Linked DNA regions of Mus musculus: region 1 is linked to region 2. Evidence: chromatin loops called from intact Hi-C (ENCODE). Cell type or tissue: heart. All regions are shown on one strand. Links, peaks and the distances in the headings refer to the core of each region. The heading gives the core; the rest is flanking DNA.

What was found. Hi-C counts contacts between places; a loop is a spot of excess contacts. Peaks named below come from ENCODE experiments on the same cell type or tissue, not always from the same donor. Only the 100,000 strongest peaks of a DNase experiment are listed, where the experiment ranks them.
Region 1: it touches region 2 in a loop (3-fold over the local background); 3 of 42 quality-filtered maps call a loop at or near these places.

The regions. Positions count from the first base shown.
Region 1 is chr1:73,732,903-73,744,908 of GRCm38, reverse strand. All of the region lies in intron 6 of 6030407O03Rik (RIKEN cDNA 6030407O03 gene), which reads left to right. Among named protein-coding and RNA genes, the nearest start is that of Gm29183, 88 kb to the left of the region's middle. In heart, for the core only: a CTCF peak has its summit at 7,619 (motif pointing right); a DNase peak (open chromatin) is centred at 7,608.
Region 2 is chr1:73,654,697-73,666,702 of GRCm38, reverse strand. The region is part of intron 7 of 6030407O03Rik (RIKEN cDNA 6030407O03 gene); the gene reads left to right. Among named protein-coding and RNA genes, the nearest start is that of C530043A13Rik, 130 kb to the right of the region's middle. In heart, for the core only: a CTCF peak has its summit at 6,255 (motif pointing left); no DNase peak of the experiment used is centred there; H3K27ac peaks cover 282 bases.

The sequences.
Region 1 (12,006 bases), core at 2,705-10,704, 77 kb before region 2:
GTCCTGCTCTGAAGCCCCCTTCCACTTGCAGACGGAAGCTTCTGACTCAGGCAGAAGTTGAGTTCTTGAGGTCTAGCCAGGGAGGTTAAGTGCTAGCCTGTCTCCTACCTCTAGGCTCTGAGAATTTGTTCCCTAATCTCTGCTTACAGAGCTGGAGTCTGTGTGAAAGAGGCCTTTGTTTGCTATGGGGATGGCTTGGGGTTAATCTCCCCTTGGATGCATTTTAATTCACTTTAATGACCCTGCCTCCTGTCAGGCTTTTCTTCTGGGGTTGGGGAGTTGCTGAAGAGATTAGAAAGAGTGAACCTGAGTCCTGAATCTAACCTTCTTCTGAGGGTGGGTGCTGGTACAAGGAAAAAGAGTTTTCTGCATAAATATATTAGGAAGCTGGGGGTGGGGTGGATAGAGGGGAGAGCAGGGAAATGCTGTTCCTAATTGTGTGCAGGTACTGCCAAGTTGCTTATACTTACCTGGTACCAACCCCACTCACCAGCCTGCTGCAGCCCTCTCTCTCCCGTGGGAGCCAGCCAGCCAAGGCAGACAACACAGAATGATGTCATCCTCAGGACATCCTCAGTCCTTTCTCTTCTCTCTCTCTCTCTCTCTCTCTCTCTCTCTCTCTCTCTCTCTCTCTCTCCTCCCCCTCCCTCCCTCCTTTTCTTCTAGCTTTGTATAAACACAGCTGTTTGTGAGGAATGCTGGCTTGGGAAAACATAAACCGTCTGCATTAATGACCTTTCTTCCCCGCCTTCCACTGAACGTGGGAGACTGGAATGCTCAGGCTCTGCAGACCCTTTGTCCTTGTCTGCAAGGCCAGGCTGTTCAGCTTTCTGCCCAGGCTTGAGGTTTCCAGATACAGTGACCGTGCAAAGTATGTTGGGCCAGACAAGCCTACTGACATTCTAGCTGCAGGTGACACCTCAGGCCATCTAGGGAAGATTCCCAAGGGACACAGAGATAGTAGGCGAGTTACAGGGTAGAGGCTGGAGGTGCTCAGTAGATGCAGATATTCCTTGCATGACTGGTGCAGCCTACATTGCCACCAGCTTCTGGGAGAGGGAGTAGAGGGTTTTGTGTACTCCTCCATGGCAGTTGCAGAAGGGGGTTAAGGTCACCTCCATTGCCACCACCCCCCTTGCCAACATAGTGTGTATATAGTCACTATTTGAGACCAAAATGTCTCCATTCTCTTGAGGAGATGTATCATGGGCAGCTAACAGGAAGAAGGGAGCTGAACTGGTGTCATTTGGCTTCTTTTGGGATCCAGTGATTGTGACCATTTGTAGATATGACCTCTCTGGGTTTGGAGGTAAGGATATTTTTTGATACCTTCTACCAAATAGTGTCTTGACTGAGCATATGCTTGCTTTGGCTCCCTTCTGGGTCTACTGATATTCTGATGGTACACACTCTCATGCAAGGTTTGTGACCACAGCTGTGGAGAAATAACAAGGACTCTTCAGGTCTCCCTTGCTGAGGGTAGGCAGCCTGCCCTGGTGCCCCACACAACTGTCATTGTAGGATGACTGTGATTCTTGTGTGTTGAGTTAAAAATGGTTCAGGGACCAAAGACAAACCTTCTTCCACTTCCCCAGAGTGAGTTGAAATCACAAGGCATGAAAATAGCTAATGGTTATCTCTGTTGACTACAGCTTGCTAAGGCACATATGCAGGTCTGTGTGCTTCTGCCTACTGGCTACCTACTGGCTACCTGCCGTGGTGTGTTGGGCAGCGTAGGAGGTGCTTTGCATTTGTTTCAGTTTTAGCCTCACAGTATCCACCTCTTATCAATTTGTTATTTTATAAATAATGATGAAAACCCAAGATAAAGGTAGCTTATGACTCACTAACTGATGACTTAGCGAAGAGCCAAGAGTCACACCAGCTCAAATGTGAATGTCCGTACAGGGAGTTCAGGAGAGAAGTGGGGAGGGATGAGTAGATAAAATTTAGACTCACAGAAGTGGCAGCTGCAGGGATGAGTTCATTTGAGTGAGGAAAGTAACATCTTTTCCTTTCCCAGACAGTCCTCTTACAGCTGAAACCTAACAAGGTATGGTCCTTCAGAATCAACTTGGCACCCTGTTTTACTGTTTTTAAATGCAGGTATTTTTTCTTTCTTTCTTTTTTCTTTTTTTAGGAAAGGAAGTCTTTGATCCATTAAAGTGCTCCATAGGAGAAACCCCTCATTTTCTTTTAAAATATTTTACTGGTGATTGTGTTCCTTGTAAAGTAATACTTAACAGAAAGTAGTTTGTATCGGAATAAATGTCTGGGAGGTAAATCTCTTAAGGGAGCTGAGAAGTGTTAATCTTTGACATTTACAAAATGCATTTTAAGAAGTTCCTCGAATTGATAAAAATCTGCCAGGAGCACAGGCTTTAAGCAGTAGAAAACTTCACCCTTTTGATCTGGAAAAAAAAAAAATAAGGTAGAGGTGGGTATTAACTTTCTGAGATAGAGCTACCTAATTGGTATCTTTTGGGATTCTACTTCAAAGAAAGGAAAAGAAGGAATTTGAAGAATACTGTTGGTCTGGAACTTCAAATATTATAAGATGAGATGATATTTGTAAAGGCATTTGGAGAAAACTTTGGAGTTGAATGAATAGAGGCTATTATTATTCCTTCCAGGAATTATAGGACAACAAAGGAGACTGAGAGCCATTATTTTCCAAGGCAGCGTTTCCCTATGTTTTCTGCAGAGGTTTGTGCATAGAGTTGCTCATGGATGCTATTTAAATATATTGTGCTAAACAAAGTTTAACACTTTTTTTTAAGGCGTTATGAAATATTTTACTTGTGCATAAAAGTTCTCCCAAGGAGTACCTGTATGATATAAGGGATTTCCAATCTTACTTGACTACTACAGTTTTGTTTTTGTTTTTTCATGGACAGTAGGGAGATAACGTGGCATTGCCTATGGCCAATATTCCCTGAAACACAATTTGAGGAACATGCCCCTAACTTGTAGTCATATTGGCTATAATAAGCCTTTGATGTCATGATGTTTGGAAGCTCTGAAAAGCAGACATTAGGGTTTTAAGGAGAGGAGGGTGGAAGCTATTAGTTTACAGACAAATACTTAAATTAATTCTAATGATTTACAGACAAATATTCAAATTAATTCTAATGAGTAGGTATGGAAACTTGGATGAGACAGCTTACCTTGTTTGAATGTGGCTTGAGTTTGTCCCCTAAAGGATTATGTGTTGGAAGAGTGATCTTAAATATGGTGGTGGTGAGAGATTCTGTGACCTTTAAGAGGTGGAGAGTCATTTGGGGGTATTGTCTAGAAGTGGTTAAGATAGTTCTCCTGGGATTTTTACTATTTCAGAGAAGGTTGATCTATCTATCATGATACCATCTACCATGAGACCTTTGATATAGCTGAGTTATGTTTGGGATTCTTCCTAACTGTGGGCTAAAATTTTTTCCTTCATAAAGGACCCAGCTTCAGGTGTTTTGTTATAGTAACATTAAATGTGATAATACAACTTGGTCATTTAAATCCATTTCATCTCTGTGTGAAGAAGGTGTGATAAAGTCCTAAGATTAGGTAGGATTCTATAGAGAATCTAAGCATTAGACAGCATTATAGCTCAAATTTGAAATATTCCCTATAAGACCATGTGTTGAAGACTTTGTCCTCATGTGGTTGCACTGTTTTGAGACATAGTGGAAACTTAAGGAATAGGGCTAGTTTAAGGAAGTAGTTATCTTGGTATATGTATCTTTGAACACTTTATCTTCTCTCTAGCTGTTGTGTGATACTGTTCTTGGGGGGATATAAACAAATATCAACTCACTCTAGGTAGGGATCCAGAGGCTAACCAAAGTATGGATACCACCAACATCCAACTGTGTGAATTTATGAGTTTTACTGGGGTTATTTCTAGGAATTTGGGAGAAGAGTTACTTACAGGTGCACAAATAACTTAAAAACAGCTATATCAGCAAAGCCTACCCCAACATGACTAACAGCTTATGAAGACTAGAAGACTGGCCCACACCGTACAATCTGTAAATACCTTAACAGTTAGAGAATGTCCTTTGCAGATAGATCAGCTGGTCTGAACCTCTTCCTGGCAGCCTGGCTGATCTCTGCTTCTAAGCTGCATGGTTGGTATAAGAGTCTTCTAGGCAGCTCAATTTGTCTTAAGAGTCTCCTTCATAGCTTGGCTTATTTAAGAATATCTCTCAGCAGCCCCTACAGGCTATATATGCTCCAGGAGCGTGGGACCTAGTAAATCTGGTCACTTTTAGGGACTTCCTGAAGCTACTTTTAATTGTTTACTTTTTGTTTTGCTGAGTTTCACTGGAGATGGAATGCGTTATTGTCCCTTAGAATATCCTGCTGTTTTACTTCCTTGTAAATATCTTGCATATTAATGAGATTCCTTTCAAATTGGGAAAATTTTAATCTCAGAAGAAACTCATACACAGGTGTGGCCCCATCCTCCCTCCTTTGTTTCCTGGCTGCTGTGAGGTGACTAGCCATGTCTGTCAACTTCTTCTACTGCCGGGATGCACTTCTTCACTTCAGATCCAAAGCTACAGGGGTAGGGGACACCAATCGGAAACTCTGAAGCTCTATGCCCAAAGAAAGCCATCTTGTTTTGAGTTATTTCTCTTGGGTATTTGCCACAGTGACAGAAAGTCCAACCTCGGGAGGACTAGCCCAATTCTTTCTCCCAATGGGCAGAAGCTCCTGCTTCTAGTCTCTCTCCCCAACAGGTCCTCCTAGGAAATACTGTTGCATCAATCTTAGCATAGGATAGCACATAACATCAAGCTCCCCAGTATGACATGCTCAAACTTTCTCTTTTCAGTCCTGCAACCATGAAATGGCAGTTCCAATAATATAAATTCAAATTTAAGCTTTATTAGGTTTTTTCTTTTCTTCCTTCCTTTCTTTCTTCCTTCCTTCCTTCCTTCCTTCCTTCCTTCCTTCCTTCCTTCCTTCCTCCCTCCCTCCCTCCCTCCCTCCCTCCCTCTCTCTCTCTCTCTCTCTCTCTCTCCCTTTCTTTCTTTCTTTCTTTCTTTCTTTCTTTCTTTCTTTCTTTCTTTCTTTCTTTCTTTCTAGCTGAGCTTGCAGGGATAGGGGTGGGGTAGGGGGGAGATATTTAAATTCTCCATACTTCGCCATACTTCTTCCATCTGTAATTAGGAGTGGTGATGCTCATCACCTACAAAGTCAGAGGATTAAACAAGCAAAGAGTATCTGCTCTATAGTAAAAGCTGAAAAAAAAATCACTAGTTGTCATTATCATTGTTTCCGACAACTGGCATGGATCCCCCAGTGTACTCTGAACCCCAACTGGCAGAAAAGACAACTCTGGTGTATGTGTTTCTGCTTTGTTTAAGTTAGAGAGTCCACTGCTGCTGACACAGCTAGCAAGCTATTTCTCTATAAGACTCTCTCCAAGAGAACATGCTCAATTCTGCCAACTCCCCGCCCTACTTTTAAGTCCCCATCATTCCTTACAACATTTTTTTTTTTACTTTCAGCATTCAGTTGTGTAATTTTTCATAATTCATTTGAACTTTGGAGAGATATCTTATTTCTCTTTGATTTCCTGGCAATGCCATTGAGTGTATTTGTGCGGAGAGTTGATGGAACTATTCAGCTGCAGAGACCCCCATGGAGGTGCAGGAGTGGTCTTGTTGGGACTGTTCCTTGGGATCACTTTTATACATGTGTTCCTGAACTTAATAAGCTTGGCAAGTTGATCAAAACAGGCCCAAAGCTAGACTAAGCATGAAGGTGGGAGAAAAAGTTAGAGAGAAAAAAGAAATTAGGAATGCATTATGTCTATACAACTTAGACTATTCTTTTTATAGTCTATGTAGAAATATTTTATCCTAGTTCTTCTATACTTTTCTTACAGAACACATAGATTTTATTTTCTTCAAATATACATAGATTTGTTTGCTTCTTGTATGGTTAGGCAGAGCAGAAGAAACTCAGAGGACCACAGCCCAAGGTACGATGGTCCTGGAATCTCTGAAAGTCTCCACAGATTCTGAACTATTTCTGACATTAACTCAGTAAATGGTTAGACTTGAGCCCTGCTGAGCAGTGTACTAGCATTTGAAGAATGAGGGTAGGTAAGTTGAATCTTTTCTTCTGCCATTATGAAAACTTCAATTCCATGAGGACACACTCAAATTAACCATATAATTGCCAAACCATGCAGTCACAGAGACCAGGGACCAATTATTGACCCTACACAAGGCAGAGCTGCTGGGTTGTATACCACAGACCAGGCATCCTGTTCAGGGGTAGGGAGTTCATTTACAGATACAAGAGGTAAAACTCATCCCTTGTCAGGACGAAACAAGATTGCTTTTTACACAATGTCTGGTGCGTGAATTGGTTCTGGTGCTAGATGGAGAACAATGCTTTCTATTTTTTCTGACTTTGAAGTCTCAGCCTTAGAACATTGCATAGCTGTTGTCCTCTCTCTCAGACCTCTTACATCTCTTTGCACAGTTCATGATACATAGTTAGCAATTCTGTCACCATTTGAATGTTCATGCCCCATCACTCTATGCCCCATCAGGCCATCCTGGAATCCCTAGCCCTGCTCCACACAGCCAGGCACATCATAGGCACTCAGTAAGTGATTACTAGAAGAATAAGAAATATGTCTTGCACAATGTCTCTATACAAAGGTCAAACAAACATATCCTAGGCCTTCCTCAGTCTTAAATCCAAATGCTATTCGCTACCATGAGAGAGAGAGAGAGAGAGAGAGAGAGAGAGAGGACTAGAGTGGGAAGAGGAGCTTACATTGTCTTACACCATGGACCATCCAGCTCTCATGACCATAGACTCCCTGACAGGTCAGGAGACAAGTGGAACTGGCTGCTGATGGGCACTATCCATGACAGGTGAGCCAGAAGGCCATCCTAAAGAAGTAGGGAGCCATGCTATGACCCTCATCTGAACTGTGGGTCTTAGGACCCCTCTGGAGGCTCTTAGGGGAGATGCAGAAGATTGTGTAAGAGTCACCCCAAGGAAGCCAGGTAGAGATTGATGCCTGCAGAATGGAATGACTTCTGAAAGCTTGATCTGGCTTTCTCAACTGGGGAGAACTGGAGAGAGGCCACTCACATATCTAAGAATGCTGAGACTAGAGCTGAATGTGGAGAAAGACCAGGGAGTGGGAGGTGATCACTTTCTGAAGGAGGAGAGGGAGGAGGGAGGAAAGGGGGAAGGAACATAGAGAAAAACACTGGAGTCCCTGCCAGGGGAGAGCTTGCCTCCAGGGAATGCTCTGACTCCAGAACTTAGGTGAGATCACCATTTTCTCTCTGGTGACTCTCTAAGGTAGGACCACTCAGGAACGCACAGGATGCAAAAGCAGCAGAGCAGCTGGGATAGGGTCCTGTGGGCCTACATCTGTACCCAGGAGGTGGGGATGTTCTGCAGTCCTCTGTGCACCTTCCCTGCCAGGGGAGAACTTGCCTCCAGGGAGTGCTCTGACCCCAGAACTCAGGTGAGATCACCATTTTTCTCTCTGGTGACTCTCTAAGGCAGGACCACTGAGGAGTGCACAGGATGCAGAAGTGGGCAGAGCAGCTGGGACAGGGTCCTAAGGTCCTCCATCTGCACCCAGCAGGTGGGGCTATTCCACAGCCCTTTGTGCACTGGGCTTGCCAGGAGAGAGCTGGTCTTCCAGGAGTGCTGACACAAGCTTACAGACTCACAAGAGGAACAAGCTCCAGCCAGAGGCAGCAAGAACATCTAACACTAGAGATTACCAGATGGTGAAAGGCAAATACAAGAATCTTACCAACAGAAACCAAGACTACTTGGCATCATCAGAACCCAGTACTCCCACCACAGTGAGTCCTGGATACCCCAACACACCAGAAAAACAAGATTTGGATTTAAAATTATATCTCATGATGCTGGTAGAGAATTTTAAGAAGGACATAAATAACTCCCTTAAAGAAATACAGGAGAACACAGCTAAACAGGTAGAATCCCTTAAAGAGGGAACACAAAAATCCCTTAAAGAATTATAGGAGAATACAGATAACCAGGTAGAAGTCCAGAAAGAGGAAACACAAAAATCCCTTATAGAATTACAGGAAAATATAATCAAACAGGTGAAGGAATTGAACAAAACCACCCAAGATCTAAAAATGGAAGTAGAAACAATAAATAAATCATAAAGGGAGACAACTCTGGAGATAGAAAACCTAGGAAAGAAATCAGGAGCCATAGATGTGAGCATCACCAACAGAATACAAGAGATAGAAGAGAGAATCTCAGGTGCAGAAGATTCCATAGAAAACATTGATACAACAATCAATGAAAATGCAAAATGCAAAAAGATCCTAACCCAAAACATCCAGGAAATTCAGGACACAATGAGAAGACCAAACCTAAGGATAATAGATTTAGATGAGAAGGAGGATATTCAACTTAAAGGGCCAGTGAATAAATTATAGAAGGAAACTTCCCCAACCTAAAGAAAGAGATGCGCATGAACATACAAGAAGCCCACAGAACTCCAAATAGACTGGACCAGAAAAGAAATACCTCCCATCACATAATAATCAAAACACCAAATGCAAACAACAAAGAAAGAATATTAAGAGCAGTAAGGGAAAAAGGTCAACATATAAAGGCAGACCTATTAGAATTATACCAGACTTCTCACCAGAGACTATGAAAGCCAGAAGATCCTGGGCAGATGTCATACAGACCCTAAGAGAACACAAATGCCAGCCCAGGCTACTATACCCAGCAAAAAATCTCAATTACCATAGATGGAGAAACCAAAGTATTCTATGACAGAACCAAATTTACACAATATCTTTCCACAAATCCAGCCCTTCAAGGGATAAAAAGGGAAAACTCCAATACAAGGAGGGAAACTAATCCCTAGAAAAAGCAAGAAAGTAATGTTTCAGCAACATGAACATAATCCCAACTCTAACAACAAAAATAACAGGAAGCATCAATTATTTTTCCTTAATCTCTCTTAATATCAATTCACTCAATTCCCCAATAAAAAGACATAGACTAACAGACTGGTTACAGCAAACCCACCTCAGGGACAAAGACAGATATTACCTCAGAGTAAAAGGCCAGAAAACAATTTTCCAAGTAAATGGTCCCAAGAAACAAGTTGGAGTATCCAATTCTAATACCGAATAAAATTGACTTTCAACCTAAAGTTATCAAAAAAGACAAGGAGGGACACTTCATACTTATCAAAGGTAAAATCTACCAAGATGAACTCTCAATTTTGAACATTTATGCTCCAAATGCAAGGGCATCGACATTCATAAAAGAAACTCTACTAAAGCTCAAAGCACACATTACACCTCACACAATAATACTGGGAGACTTCAACACCCCACTCTCATCAATGGACAGATCCTGTAAACAGAAACTAAACAGAGACACAGTGAAACTAACAGAAGTTATGAAACAAATGCATCTCACAGACATCTATAGAACATTTTATCTTAAAACAAAAGTATATACCTTTTTCTCTGCTTCTCATGGTATCTTCTCCAAAATTGACCATATAATCTGTCACAAAGCAGGCCTCAAAAGATATAAAAATATTGAAATAATCCATTCATCCTATCAGATCACCATGGACTAAGACTGATCTTCAATAACAATATAAATAATAGAAAGTCCACATACATGTGGAAGCTGAACAACACTCTAGTCAATGATAACTTGATCAAGGAAGAACGAAAGAAAGAAAGAAAGAAAGAAAGAAAGAAAGAAAGAAAGAAAGAAAGGAAGAAAGAAAGAAAGAAAGAAAGAAAGAAAGAAAGGAAGAAAGAAAGAAAGGAAGAAAGAAAGGAAGAAAGAAAGGAAGAAAGAAATTAAAGACTTTTTTAGAGTTTAATGAAAATGAAGCCACAACATACCCAAACTTATGGGACACAATGAAAGCAGTCCTAAGAGGAAAACTCATAGCCTTGAGTGCCTCCAAAAAGAAACTGGAGAGAGCATACACTAGCAGATTGACAGCACACTTAAAAGCTCTAGAACAAAAAGAAGCAAATTCACCGAAGAGTAGTAGACAGCAGGAAATAATCAAACTAAGGGCTGAAATCAGCCAAATGGAAACAAAAAGAACTATACAAAGAATCAACGAAACCAGGAGCTGGTTCTTTTGAGAAAATCAACAAAATAGATAAACCCTTAGCTAGACTAGCTAGAAGGCATGGGAACAGTATTCTAATCAACAAAATCAGAAATGAAAAGGGAGACATAACAACAGAATCTGAGGAAATGCAAAAAAAAAAAAAAATCATGAGTTCATACTACAAAAGCCTATACTCAACAAAATTGGAAAACCTGGATGGAATGGTCAATTTTCTAGACAGATACCAGGTACCAAAGTTAATTCAGGATCAGATTAATGATCTAAACAGTTCCATGTCCCCTAAAGAAATAGAAACAGTCATTAATAGTCTCCCAGCCAAAAAAGCCAAGGACCAAATGGGTTTAGTGCAGAGTTCTATCAGATCTTCAATGAAGACCTAATAACAATACTCCTCAAACTATTCCACAAAATAGAAGCAGAAGGTACTCTACCCAATTTGTTCTATGAAGCCACAATTACTCTGATACCTAAATCACACAAAGACCCAACAAAGAAAGAAAACTTCAGACCAATTTCCCTTATAAATATCGATACAAAAATACTAAATAAAATCTTTGCAAACAGAATCCAAGAACACATCAAAAACGACCATCCATCATGATCAAGTAGGCTTCATTCCAGGGATGCAGGAATGATTCCACATATGGAAATCCACCAACATAATCCACTACATAAACAAACTCAAAAAAAAAAACAAAACCCAACACATGATCATCTCATTAGATGCTGAAAAAATGGATGTTGACAAAATCCAACACCCATTCATGATAAAAGTCTTGGAAAGATCAGGAATTCAAGGCCCATACCTAAACATAATAAAAGCAATATACAGCAAACCAGTAGCCAACATCAACCTAAATGGAGAGAAATTTGAAGCAATCCCACTAAAATCAGGGACTAGACAAGGCTGCCCACTCTCTTCCTACCTTTTCAATATAGTACTTGAAGTCCTAGCCAGAGCAATTAGACAACAAAAGATCAAGGGGATACAAATTGGAAAGGAAGAAGTCAAACTATCTCTATTGGCAGATGATATGAAGTATATTTATGTGACCCCAAAAATTCCACCAGAGAACTCCTAAATCTGATAATTAGCTTCAGCAAAGTAGCTGGATACAAAATTAACTCGAACAAATCTGGCCTTTCTCTACACAAAGGATAAACAGGCTGAGAAAGAAATTAGGGAAACAACACCCTTCACAATAGTCACAAATAATATAAAATACTTTGGTGTGACTCTAAGTAAGCATTGAAAGATTTGTATGATAAGAACTTCAAGTCTCTGAAGAAAAAAAAAAAACAAAGAAAATTTCAGAAGATGGAAAGATCTCCCATGTTCATGGATTGGCAGGATTAATATAGTAAAAATGGTCATCTTGCTGAAAGCAATCTACAGATTCAATGCAATCCCCATCAAAATTCCAACTCAATCCTTCACAGAGTTAGAAAGAGCAATTTGCAAATTCATCTAGAATAACAAAAAACCTTGGGTAGCAAAAACTAATCTCAATAATAAAAGAACTTCTGGTGGAATCACCATCCTTCCTTGACCTCAAGCTGTACTACAGAGCAATTGTGATAAAAAAAAAAACAAAACAAAAAAACAAAAACTTCGTAGTACTGGTACAGTGACAGACAGGTAGATCAGCAGAATAGAATTGAAGACCCAGAAATGAACCTATACACCTATGGTCACTTGATCTTTGATAAAGGAGCTAAAACCATCCACTGGAAAAAAGACAGCATTTTCAAAAAATGGTTCTGGCTCAACTGGTGGTTAGCAAGTAGAAGAATTCAAATTGATTTATTCTTATCTCCTTGAACAAAGCTCAAGTCCAAGTGTATCAAGGACC
Region 2 (12,006 bases), core at 1,699-9,698:
ATAAAGGGTGGAGAAAGAACCTGAACCCAAGGATGGCCAGAAGTCCTGCCTGGTGTTTTTTAGAGTACATCTCAGGTATCAGATGATAGTTGGTGTGGGGCCATTGCCATCACAGAGCAAGGTATCCACCATCCTGTGGGAGCCAGGCGAGGGAGTTATACTTCTTCCCTGTTTTGGTGTCTGACAAATTCTTGAGTCTGCGTTCCCTGATGTGATTTTGATATGCCATGTGCTCCTACAGTCTCAATAAGTGTATAAAGCAGAGCCAGTTTTTATCCCTAAGGTTACATCAGGTTTTGCTCTGTGCTGCATGGTTGGTGATGGACAGGTGGTAGTGACTGAGGGCCACTGGGCAGTGGTCATCTTCCATGCTTGAAATGGAGTCAAAAGCTGCTGGTATAACACAGAGCCTCTGGGGGAGAGGAACCTCTCAGGGTGAGGAACCTCCCAGGGTGAGGAGCCTCTCAGGGTGAGGAGCCTCCCAGGGTGAGGAGCCTCCCAGGGTGAGGAGCCTCCCAGGGTGAGGAGCCTCTCAGGGTGAGGAGCCTCCCAGGGTGAGGAGCCTCCCAGGGTGAGGAGCCTCCCAGGGTGAGGAGCCTCCCAGGGTGAGGAGCCTCCCAGGGTGAGGAGCCTCCCAGGGTGAGGAGCCTCCCAGGGTTTTACAGAATGTGGAGTGACTCGAAGCAGGGCAAACAGGATATCAGCAAAGGGGAAAATGGAAGAAGCAGCTGTAACTGTCTGATGTCTGAATGCAACCAGCTCTGATGAATATCCTTAGGATGAAGGAGGAAACAGACATTTTGCTCCTCTCTAAGCCATCCAGGGGCACATAACTGGAACATTTTCTCTCAGAAAGGGTTGATGGATAGATAATATAGGGGTGGAAATAGAGATTTACAAATAACTAGAGGGGTTTTGGTTCACTTTCTTTCTAAGAATGATGACTTCAGGCCCCTCTTTCTTCTTAGAAAATGTCTAAGTACTGATGGACTGTGAGGTTTGTGTTCTATTTAGGGAAGATGAAGATGGATGGAGGGAGAGGAGGATGAAAGGAGAAAGAAGGAAGAAAGAGGTGGGGGGAACAGGTGTATGTATGTGTGCATGGTGCGTGTGTGTGTGTGTGTGTGTGTGTGTGCGCGCGCGCGCATTGCACTTGCTCGAGGACACAGGGATCCAGCTGAATGAAGTCACTGTTAATGGTTCCAAGAACAGAACAGAGGAAAAACAAGGACCTAGAGCATTTCTTGCTTTTTGGTTATGCCTCTCTCTGGGTCATTTCAGTCCAGGTATTGACTGTAATGGAGAATTGGTGAGGGTCTTGCATTTCAGAGAAACCACAGCAAACAGGTAAGTTCCCTGAAAGGCAAGATGGTTTCGTCGTTGTGAAGGGCTCCACTGTAGAAGGTGACAGGAGAAAGGAGGGTTCCGGAGCCACACTAATATATAAAAAGCCAAGACTTCTTTTTAACTGGGTAAATTATAACATGGCACAGTTTCCTAATCTGAAAGATGGAGCTATTGAGAACAACAAGCAGAATGATCAGGAATGCCTGGCTTCTGCTTCTATCGAGTTGGTTAGGAAATTTCAGTATCTCCTTAATGCTCCCCCTTGCGTCCCCTTCAGCCTGTGTTTTTCAGGGGTGGGGAGGAGGGTAGTTGGGGAGTAAGGGGGTAGTTGAGACAGGGTTTCTCAGTGAAGCCCTGGCTGTCCTGTAACTCACTCTGAATACCAGTCTGACCTTGAACTCACAGAGGTCTGCCTGCCTCTGCTTCCTGAGTGCTGGGATTACAGCCTTTCTATCCAAACCATCTCAGAAGCCAACTAAAGTGGAACCCAACAGACTCAAACCCTCAGACAGTTCTTACTGTTGTCTTTGGCTTTTAGGAAGGCTACAAGGACAAGAAAGTGAAAGCATATTGCAACCTGGGAAGGACCACACGACTCATTAGAATTTGGGTGAAAGCTGGAGACATTGTATCTTCTCTTCTAAGTGACTCTGGGGGAGCCTCAACAGTCTCCCTTCTCCAGATCAGAGTTCCTGCGGAGGGTACGTGGGGGGTGGGGTGGGGGGTGGTGGGGGGTGGTGGGGGGTGGTGGGTTTGACTTCTAGGCAGAATATGACTTAGAATTCCCTACTAAGCTACTTGCTTACCTACCCTCTGGAATAAAGTTGCAAAATGGAATCAGATAGCTTTGAAAAGTAGATGACCAACTAACCCAAGTTAAACATTCTAAAGGACCCAAAGCACAATTTTGGGTTTTTTGTTTGTTTTTAATTTCTTGCTGATAAAATGTTCTGGTTGTCTTGGCTACCATGTAGAATTTGATATAAAAGACTTGGGAATCCACAATACAGTGGAAATAGACAATCTTTGAATGGCTTTCCATTCTTTCTAAATCTTCAGCACAGTATCCAAGAGTCGTGTCTCGCTTTGCTCACAAATGACCCTCTCTGTTGCAGCCTTCCTATCATTCTCTTGATTCTTCAACTTGGGCTTCCCTCTCTTCTCTCATACTCTGGGATTCCCTTCTCTGATTTTTCCAGGTAATTTATACCCGACTCTCAGCTTTGATGCCCTTCCTCCAGAGAGCTGTCCCCATCCTTCAGATGTCGCAGGATCCTCTGTTTTAGGCTCTCATTGTCAACTCCATGTCATAGTTAGGACCAAATCACCATGTATCAGTTTGATGTTGCCCTAACTGAAAGAGTTTCTCCAGGAGAACACTGCTTGCCTGAGCCATCTGAGGAGGCCCTGTATGCACTCCAGTATTCTGCTACTGTAGATGCTTAATGAATCAATGAGTATGGAAGGTCTGAGTTCAGTGCCAGAGCCAAGCAACCACAATCAGCAGTGATACTGCAAGGCATCAACAGAGGCTGACCAATGGAGTAGATGATGAGTGCTGGGAGTTCTGAGATGCCATTGGCTGTAAACAGGGAGAGCCCCAGGCTACAGATTACAAGTGGGTGTTGGCCCCTCATTCCTCTCACATTCCAGCTCGTCAAACCCTAGATCTACAGAGGACTCAGCCCAGATTCTTAGGATGTTTCTATGTGTCACACCACCTGATTACCTGATTATCTACAGCCAAGTCCTGCCATTTGCCTTGCTAAGTTTATGCAACAGTGGATGTGGTACTGAATGGGTCAGAATTCAATGACTTTCTTTTTTTTTTAATGGCTAGGTCACAGAACATACGCCAATGTCTATTTTCTAGTATATTTCCAGAGTCATATGTCTGGGATGATGTTAATTTGCCTTCTAGTTTTAGTGAATGAATCTCAGTGTGTCATCTTAGTGATGTCATATTTTTGTAATAATAACTCAAAAGGCACAGGAATGATCCTCTTCATCACTGTAGTATCTTTGTTTATAGTAGGGAGAAGGTTGTGAGCTATGACCACTGTTCCCTACTGCAGGCAAGATGAGAAGCTCCTGGGGTCAGGAAAGTTTGAATGGACGGGTAAACGTGACCCTTGTCTACAAAAGGGACAAAGTAAGATAGGAGGTTGAACATCTTACCTATTGCAGAAGAGTCTTTGACCATCAGGCTATGCTTAAAGTGTACATTAGGGCTAGTTTACCAGGAACTATTCCTACTTTTTTGTTGCTACCCACTCTTTCTTGGCATCCTGATGATTGGCATGGTGACTGCTCTGCATGTTATCTTGTGAAATTTGTAGTATAACTGACATGGCAGATTACACACTGGTAAAGTTACCAGTGCATACATTTAGACATATGATGTGCCCAGAAAGCCACTGCCACAGTCAAGATGATCAGTATATCCCTTATCTGTAAGCCTTTATTCCTAAGCCTTGTAAATCCATTGGATGGCTGATGGCTGTAACACAATTTTTTTTAATTAATTTTCTGATGGATATTTGTACTATTTTCAGCCTGGAGCCATTACAAATTAACATACACACATACAGAAATCTACAAATGCTTTACCTTTGGCAAATATTGCAGAATGACTGGATCCCGTTGGATTTATTTTTCTTTTTTTAAATAATAGTTTACTAATTCCTTGGGATTTTCATACATATATGTAATGTGTTTTGATCATATTTACCTACAATTCCTCTCCTTAATTCTTCCTCAATTCACTCCCTTACAACTTCACATTCTATCTCTTTTTTCTTATAACCCAGCCAAGTCCATAACTACTCTAGTTATTAATATCTGTTAGATATGTAGCAGCAATGGTTTCTCCTTTTCTGTAAGTTGTCTGTTCTTATTCTGCTGATTTTCTTCTTCTTTTAACTGTAATATAACCTCATGTACCAGTTCTTATCATTTCCTGGCCTATTGGTTATTAAGACAAGCATTCCAGTTTTCTTATGAGCAATGTTACCATGACACAGTTCTTCCTATTTTAATTTTAAATCTCTTCATGTCTTTACATTTACTTTTTCTTGTTTATAATATAGTTGGGTATCACTTTATTAGTCCATCTGAAAGTATATGGAATGTGGTGATTATGACCATACTGTTATATTACTATTTTTCCTGTGTTTGTATCTTCTTCTTTTTCCTTTTTGACTGCTTTTTAAAAAGGGGGGTTAATAAAACAATATCCATGACTTACTTTGCTCTGTTTGTTAGAACTCTCTGTCCCTTTATTTCAGTGCTCTCTGCATGGTATATGGAACACATCTTTAACTTATCATAGTCAGCCTTTGAGTATAAGTCATGGTCACTTATAGTGAATGCTGTCACCTCCTAGGGGACGTTTGGTTTCCACAACTTGAGTAGTGTTACTGGTTTAAGTTGGAGCTACAATCCAGGGATGACTCTAAACACTCTGCAAACTAGAACAGCCAACCGAGAGCAAGCATCCACTCATAATATCAGTCATATACATTTGCGGAAATCCTAACTCACTCCAATGCCTTTATGACTGTAGTTGTTCTTTTTACATGAATGGATTTTGTATTATCACAACACACTTTACCTTCCTTCATGTTTCCATAAGCTCCATGCCCTTTTCTCAAAGCTATAAAGCTCATGCTACTTAAAAGGGTTTTTGTCAAAAAAAAATCAAATGTCTTTTTTAATTTTAAAGATTTAACTTTTACTTTACGTGTGTAGTTTTTGTCCACATCTATGTATATGTACACGTGCATTCAGTGCCTGTGTGCAGTGTTCAAGGAGGCTCGAAGAGGATGTTAGATCCTCTGGAAGTTACAGAGAGTTCTGAACCACCATGTAGGTTCTGGCAATCTAACTCTGTTCTTCTGCAAGAGTAACCAGTTCTGTTAATCACTGAGCCATCTCTGTAGCTGCAGGCAATCATCTTCTATGTAGAAGTAAACAGCAGGAAAACATCTTATATATTTACCCACGTCGTTCTATTTTCACTGCTTTTAATCTTTTGTGTAGATTCTGAGTTTCATGTAAGGATCTAGCTTTATGTGACTAAAGCCATCTTAACCATAACTGTCATTTCCCCTACCAAGGGGTACAGCTTCCAAATGCAATAGGATAAAACATCATTAGAATAGTACACTGCACTTTGTGTGTGTGTGTGTGAATGTCACTGATATCTGAATTGCTGGGCTGTTTCCTAAAAGATGTTTGATGTATTAATTTTTTAAAGGCCAAGTACCTTTCATTTGGCTGTAGTCCATCCTTCTGGAGCTCAGATTGTAAAGCCCTTCCTTCTATCTTGGGATGCAGAGGTCCACTTTCTAGCTTGAGTCTAAGACATATCACTGGCTTGTGTATATTTGTAATAAGTTGTATTAAATACAGTCCTGAATTTATTTTTCTCTTTCTTTGTTCTCTTCTACCTTTGCCAGTGGTTTGTATACACTGAGTATGTCCCTGTAACACTCCATCTGACATGCCTTCTCTTTTGCTTGAAGGACTTCCTTTTAATGTTTTGTATAGTATAGGTTTGCTTGTGATCAAACCTTCTGGTTTGTGTATGCTTGAAAAAAAAATTGACCTTTAAAACACCTTTACTTTTGACAGATATTTTCAGTAGGTATAGAATTTTGGGTCTTAGTATTCTGCTCAATGCAGGTAGCGTCCAACTGTTTTTCAATTTACAATATTGCAGAGATGATATGTAGAAACCGTATTTCAAACCTGATTTTGATATGTTTTTAAAGGTCAGTGCTAAGTGGTATGATGCCCTCTTGTAAGGTTGGGCAGTGGCCGTGAGTCATGACTACTAGTCAACTGTAGGATCCCAAGATAGTCACTGGTACCTGCTCGCTCTTTCCTCTGCTAGCAAATATAGCCCTCTGCAGGCATCACAGCCTAGTTCTGCTATATACTGAAGACCTGCTGAGATATCCAGCCTCAGGGATTGAACAACTGCTATGTTCTTGGACCTTCCATTTGTAGGCAGCCATTGTTGAATTAGCTGGATGATACCCTGTAAGCCATTTTAATAAATCTCATATGTCTATGTTACATGTAGTACATAAACATGATACATATGTACATTATATATATGTATATATATATATGCGTGTACATGTATGTGCATGTGGGTGTACAGGTGCAGGTGCAGGTGCAGGTGCAGGTATATGTATATGTATATGTATATGTATATGTATATGTATATGTATATGTATATGTATATGTGTAATGTACCTTTGACTGATATACAGCCTCCACTTTGAACTCTGAAGTTTCAGGTATGGCTGTTATGAGCAGGTGCCATCATCAGTACTCAGAATCTTCGACACTGCTCCTTTCACTCATGCCAGGTAATTCTTTCAGTAGCGTTGGCCACTTTCCTCACACAGACACTAGTGGTCACTCTGCAGGGTACATGACTAAATTCTGTTATTTAATTTTTCTGTTCTGGTTTCTTACTCTAATACTCCACCCTATGAACTCCAGCCACTCTAATCTCACTAGACTTCCAGCTCCAAAACTCTGCTGCCTCTGCTTGAGTTCCTCTATCCTGTGCCATAACGTACAAGCCCTAAGCCAGTAAGCAGGAGCAACCACAAGGCCCACTGAACTCCCTTCTATTATTCAGGAATCACTACCCCTCCCCCCCTTTTTTGGCCTGGTGTCCAATGGTCTCAAAAAGTATTTCTTCATACATCTGGTTTGGTTTTTTTTTTTTTTTTTTTTTTTTTGTTATTTCAGATCAAGTAGCAAGCTCATTACTTATTTCTACTGTCTTAATCAGATTTATATTACTCTAATGAATGCTTGAACTAACCAGTTTACCAGACAGGAAGAGTTACTTAGGTCCATAGTTTCGATCCATGGTTGCTGGAACTTACTAACTTGTATGTAGCATAAAGCAGAACACTGTGGCTTGGGCTGTGGTGGAGCAAACTGCTTGCCTCTTAGCAGCTAAGAATCAAAGAGGGAGGAAGAGGGTTAAGCTCTCATTACCAAAGGAATGAGCACTTGGACCTATCTCTTACAGATTTAGCCACGTCCTGATAGTGCCATGAGGGAACTAGAACGTTGGGGGATGCTTATCTGTACCACAGAAATTTGATCCTGGGAATTTATGGAAGCAGAAACCTGACCTTTTAGCATCTTGACCATGGGAGGTCTCCACAACTGCATGTGCCTGTGGAAATCCACAGGATGTTACTTCTACAGCTATCTTTTTTTTTATTATGCAAAATATATATCTTAACTTGAAGAAATGTTTGTACTATAGAGGAAGTTTAGCAGGCTTGAGTTATTAGTCCTAAGTTGTACAAATAAGCTTTTTGCGTTTTAGCAAATTGTTTGATCATCTTTGGACCCTAGTCCACCAACTCTTAAATAAAGTTTCCAGTGTTTTGTTTATTTGTAGGAGTGTGAAGGGAAATATTTTAAGGAATGTATGTTGACAGCTTGGCTAAGTTGTTATATTCTCATACGTTACCTATCTGCCTTTGTGCTCATGCATTTTGATGTTTTGTCTGTGTTCTCCTGTAGATCGATGTCATATTTGATCTTTACATCTTTATCTTCATCTCCCCCACCTCTCCCTCTGTGCATGTGAGCAGATATTGAAATGTATTTGAATAAGAGTAAATGACTACTGAATGTTGAGTGTCAGCACACTTGTAGACAAATTTAAACTCTTTATGAATATATTAAAAATCCAGCCTGCTTTAACTAAATCACAAAACTTGTGTAATTCTTGTATATGCGATTTACCTGTGGGATGAAGGCACACTTTTTTCATTTTACTTTTGTTTCACATTAATCTAGTTCACAGCATGGGGGTAACACAGTTTTCAAAATCACATCATTGGCAAGGGATTCTATTATCCCATGCTGGTTTATTATTATTTTATGATTTCTCAACCCTGAAATAATCTCAGATTTATAGAAGTGTCAGATAGGCAAAGAGTCAAAGAGTCCAAGTATAACACGCACGCACGCATGCACGCACGCACGTGTGTGGATGCATGTGTGTGTGTGTGTGTGTGTGTGTGTGTGTGTGTGTGTGTGTAAAGAGTCTACACAGCAATGATACAGAAGTCATAAGTGAAAAATTAACACTGAGGGCTAGAGAAATGGCTCAGGAGCTAAGAATAATCACTGTTTCAGAGAACCTGAGTTTATTTTCCAACACCAATGCTGGCAGCTTACAACTACCTGCAAGCTTATAGGTTCTGTAGTTCTGATGCCCTCTTCTGGCCTACACCCCTCTGCCCCCACACAGGTAGCATACATTCAACAAGACACACACACACACACACACACACACATACATATATATATATATATATATATATATATATATATAACTTAAAAATTAATATTAGCCTATCAGTAGTAAGTACAGACTTTATTTAAATATCATTAGATTTTTCACTACTGCTTTTTATCTGTTCTGTGGTCCAGGCTGAGACAACACAGTGCATTAAGTCATTATGCTAGTTTATCGTCAATTTGATTAGATTTAGAATAATCTATGTGACATATCTGTGGGTATGTCTGTGAAGGTGTTTCCAGAGATGTTTAACTTAGGACAGATGACTCGTATCTGAATATTGGTGGTACCAGATCATTGCCTGGTGTCCAAGTTTAAATCAAAACCATGAAGGAGAAAGCAGATGGATATCTGCACTCATATTTCTGCATCTGAACTGTAGACATTATCTACCAATAATTTCATGTTTTCTCTGATTTGCCATCCTTACCATAATGGACTGATTGTTCCCTCAAACTGTAAGACAAATTCTTTCCTTGTTTTTGGCAGTCTCCACAGCAACCTCTAATTGTTTCTCTTAATCTTTCTGTGTTTTTCATGGTGAACACATTGAAGAATTTTCATCAAGTTTGTTGGTAGACCATCTGTAGGGTTGGTTCATCTTGTGTTTTTATCAAAATTAAGAAACCTGGGAGAAGGACACAGAATTGCTCTCTTTATCATATCACATTAGTGTCCGTGTGGCACTAATATCTTATTACTGGTGATATTAGCTTTGACCACTTGGTTAAAGTATTTTCTTCCAGATTGCTATCTTTTTTTGCTTATTGTAGTCTATTTGCTAGAAATGAGTCACCAAGTCCAAAGGACACTCAAGACCAGAGAATGAAATGCTACTTCCTGGAACCACAAGTACCAAAGATGTTAGAGTTACATGTTAAGACAACATACTAATGAATACATATTTGGGGGATATATATTAAGATTATATAAGTATGTTGGATGTAGTTATCTTACTGATCCTGACATTTACCTATAAATATTTTCTATAGTGTCTATGACTGTTGTACCATGATGATAATCTTCCATTTCTCTAATTGCCTCTACATTTACTATCTGGAATTTTTCTATTAAAATATTTGTCCCCCACTTCTAACAGCAATTAAGAAATTTATTATCATCAAAACAAACTCAAAGATATGTATTTTCTTCTTTGGGTTTTAATCCAAACACACACATACACACACACACACACACACACACACACACACACACACACTCTTCTAATCTTGACCATTGAGAGATTTTCTATATTGAATCCTATTTGGTTTTTTTTCTTTCTTCCTATGCCCACCACTGGTAAATTCTGAGTTTATTATAAAAATTTTTACACAAAGTTTTCTGCAGGACATGTATTTTATATAATAGATCATGTTTCTTACTCAATATTTCATGTCTCTATATTAGACCAACATGAGAGATAGGACTTTACAAATAAGTGATGTTCAGTAATTTGGCTGCCCAAACTTCAGTTACATGAATAATAGAGAGAAAAAAATCTATTTTTTCTCTCACTACTTTCTCTCTAAATGCTGAAGGTCAGTGCTCTTGCTTCCACCTCAACAGATTGCATCCTCTGTCACGCACTGACAGAAAGTCCTGCAGTTAAGTGATGTTCCGTGCACTTTTTAAATGAAGTGTAAGTGGTAGGAGAATCTGGAAACCAAGTCCATCCTGAGCAGGAGAATGGGCTGCTTGATCACCTTGCTATCTATATACACACAATTGGGAATAATGGAAAGATGATTTTTTTGATTAGTTCAGAATTATTGGTGGTTTTATTGGGGTGACATAAAATTGGGTGGATTAAAAAAATAAAAGAAGATGAAATTCAGTCTTCTTGTGCATAGCTTTCTACTATTTGATGGTTGTCTGTCTCGTTACTCTCCATGAAGAGTTTCCCTGGCTCTGGGTTCTTTGACCTACACAATGGGCAAATTGTTGGGGGACAACAAGCTTTTGAACACTTCTCTACAGCTCTGCCTCCAGATCCCGAGGAATTTGAGAAAATAAAACTTGTATCCCATCATGGGATGCTGCTGCCAAGTGAAACCATCTAACTTCATGCTTCAGCATCTTTATTGAGTTACTATACTTTTCCAGCAGCTTCCTGAGTTAGATGGTGCCTCTCCTATCACCGGTCTTCATTAGATGTGCTTGGTAGAGTGTGCACTTGTGGAACAGTGAACAACCAGAGAAATGTTGACTTTTGAATGGTTCCATTCATAGAGGTCTTACCTCCTGCTCCCCCAACTCAGTTTCCTTCCAGTTCTTCACACCTGTGCAAGTGAGGCCTTCCAGCCTCCAGCAATGTGGGATATTTCCAATCCAAGTTTATTTAGGCACAGTCTATACAAGTATGTTGTATTTTTAATACATTCAGTATTTTCTCTTAACAGCTGCCTTCTGAGTGGACTCTCACTGGAAAACAAAACAAAACAAAACAAAGCAAAACAAACACAATATGTTTCTTTCACTCTTGGAGGAAGTCACCTGAGTTTGATATTCTTTCCCAACCCAAGCAACTCAGCTCTGTTCTGCTAATCTTAGGTAACTTGTGGGACCGGAAATGGTGGAACAGAATTATAGAGCCATTCACCTGAATAGTTTATGTTCTTTGGACCTTTTCCAGACAGTTTGCTGTATTTCAAGTTAAATCAAATAATTTTTTGTGACCTTTATGGCCCGTCAGTTTCAGCTGTTGTGTAAGCTGTGCCTCTGAATTTCTTGGTTTGCTTTGGCTTGTATGGGATGGGTTATTACAGGCTGTTGAGTGACCCATTAAGGCATCACTTGGGTCTGTAAAACACATGTATGTTTCCACATATGAACATACTTACATTTAAATGTTTTCAGCATTGGTAGAACAGAGAAGCAGCATATATCATGAATAGATTAAGTAATTGATTCAACCAAAAGTCCTTTCCATGGGAACCAGCATTGCTTGCCACATAGTCAATATCGTGGCCAAGAAGGCTATTACCATGAGCTGATCCATGAATTCAGCCATTCACAAACTATTGGATTGAACATTAACTGAGTACTCATCTCTTTTCTGAAGAAAACTGGACAAGGTAGTTGTCCTTGCAAAGTCACATTGCCTGTGAGTTATAACTGAATGGAAGTTAAAGAGCACTGGAACAAGAAGAGAGCTAACCCTTGTGTTGGGTGCCTTGTAAAATCTACTAAATTCATTAAATTCTCCCACTCATCCTGTACAGTATTATTAATGTTGTTATGTTCTCAGGACTCCCTAGTTCTCTAGGCTAGTCCATTTTGTTTTTGTTTGGTTCTTTTTGTTTTGT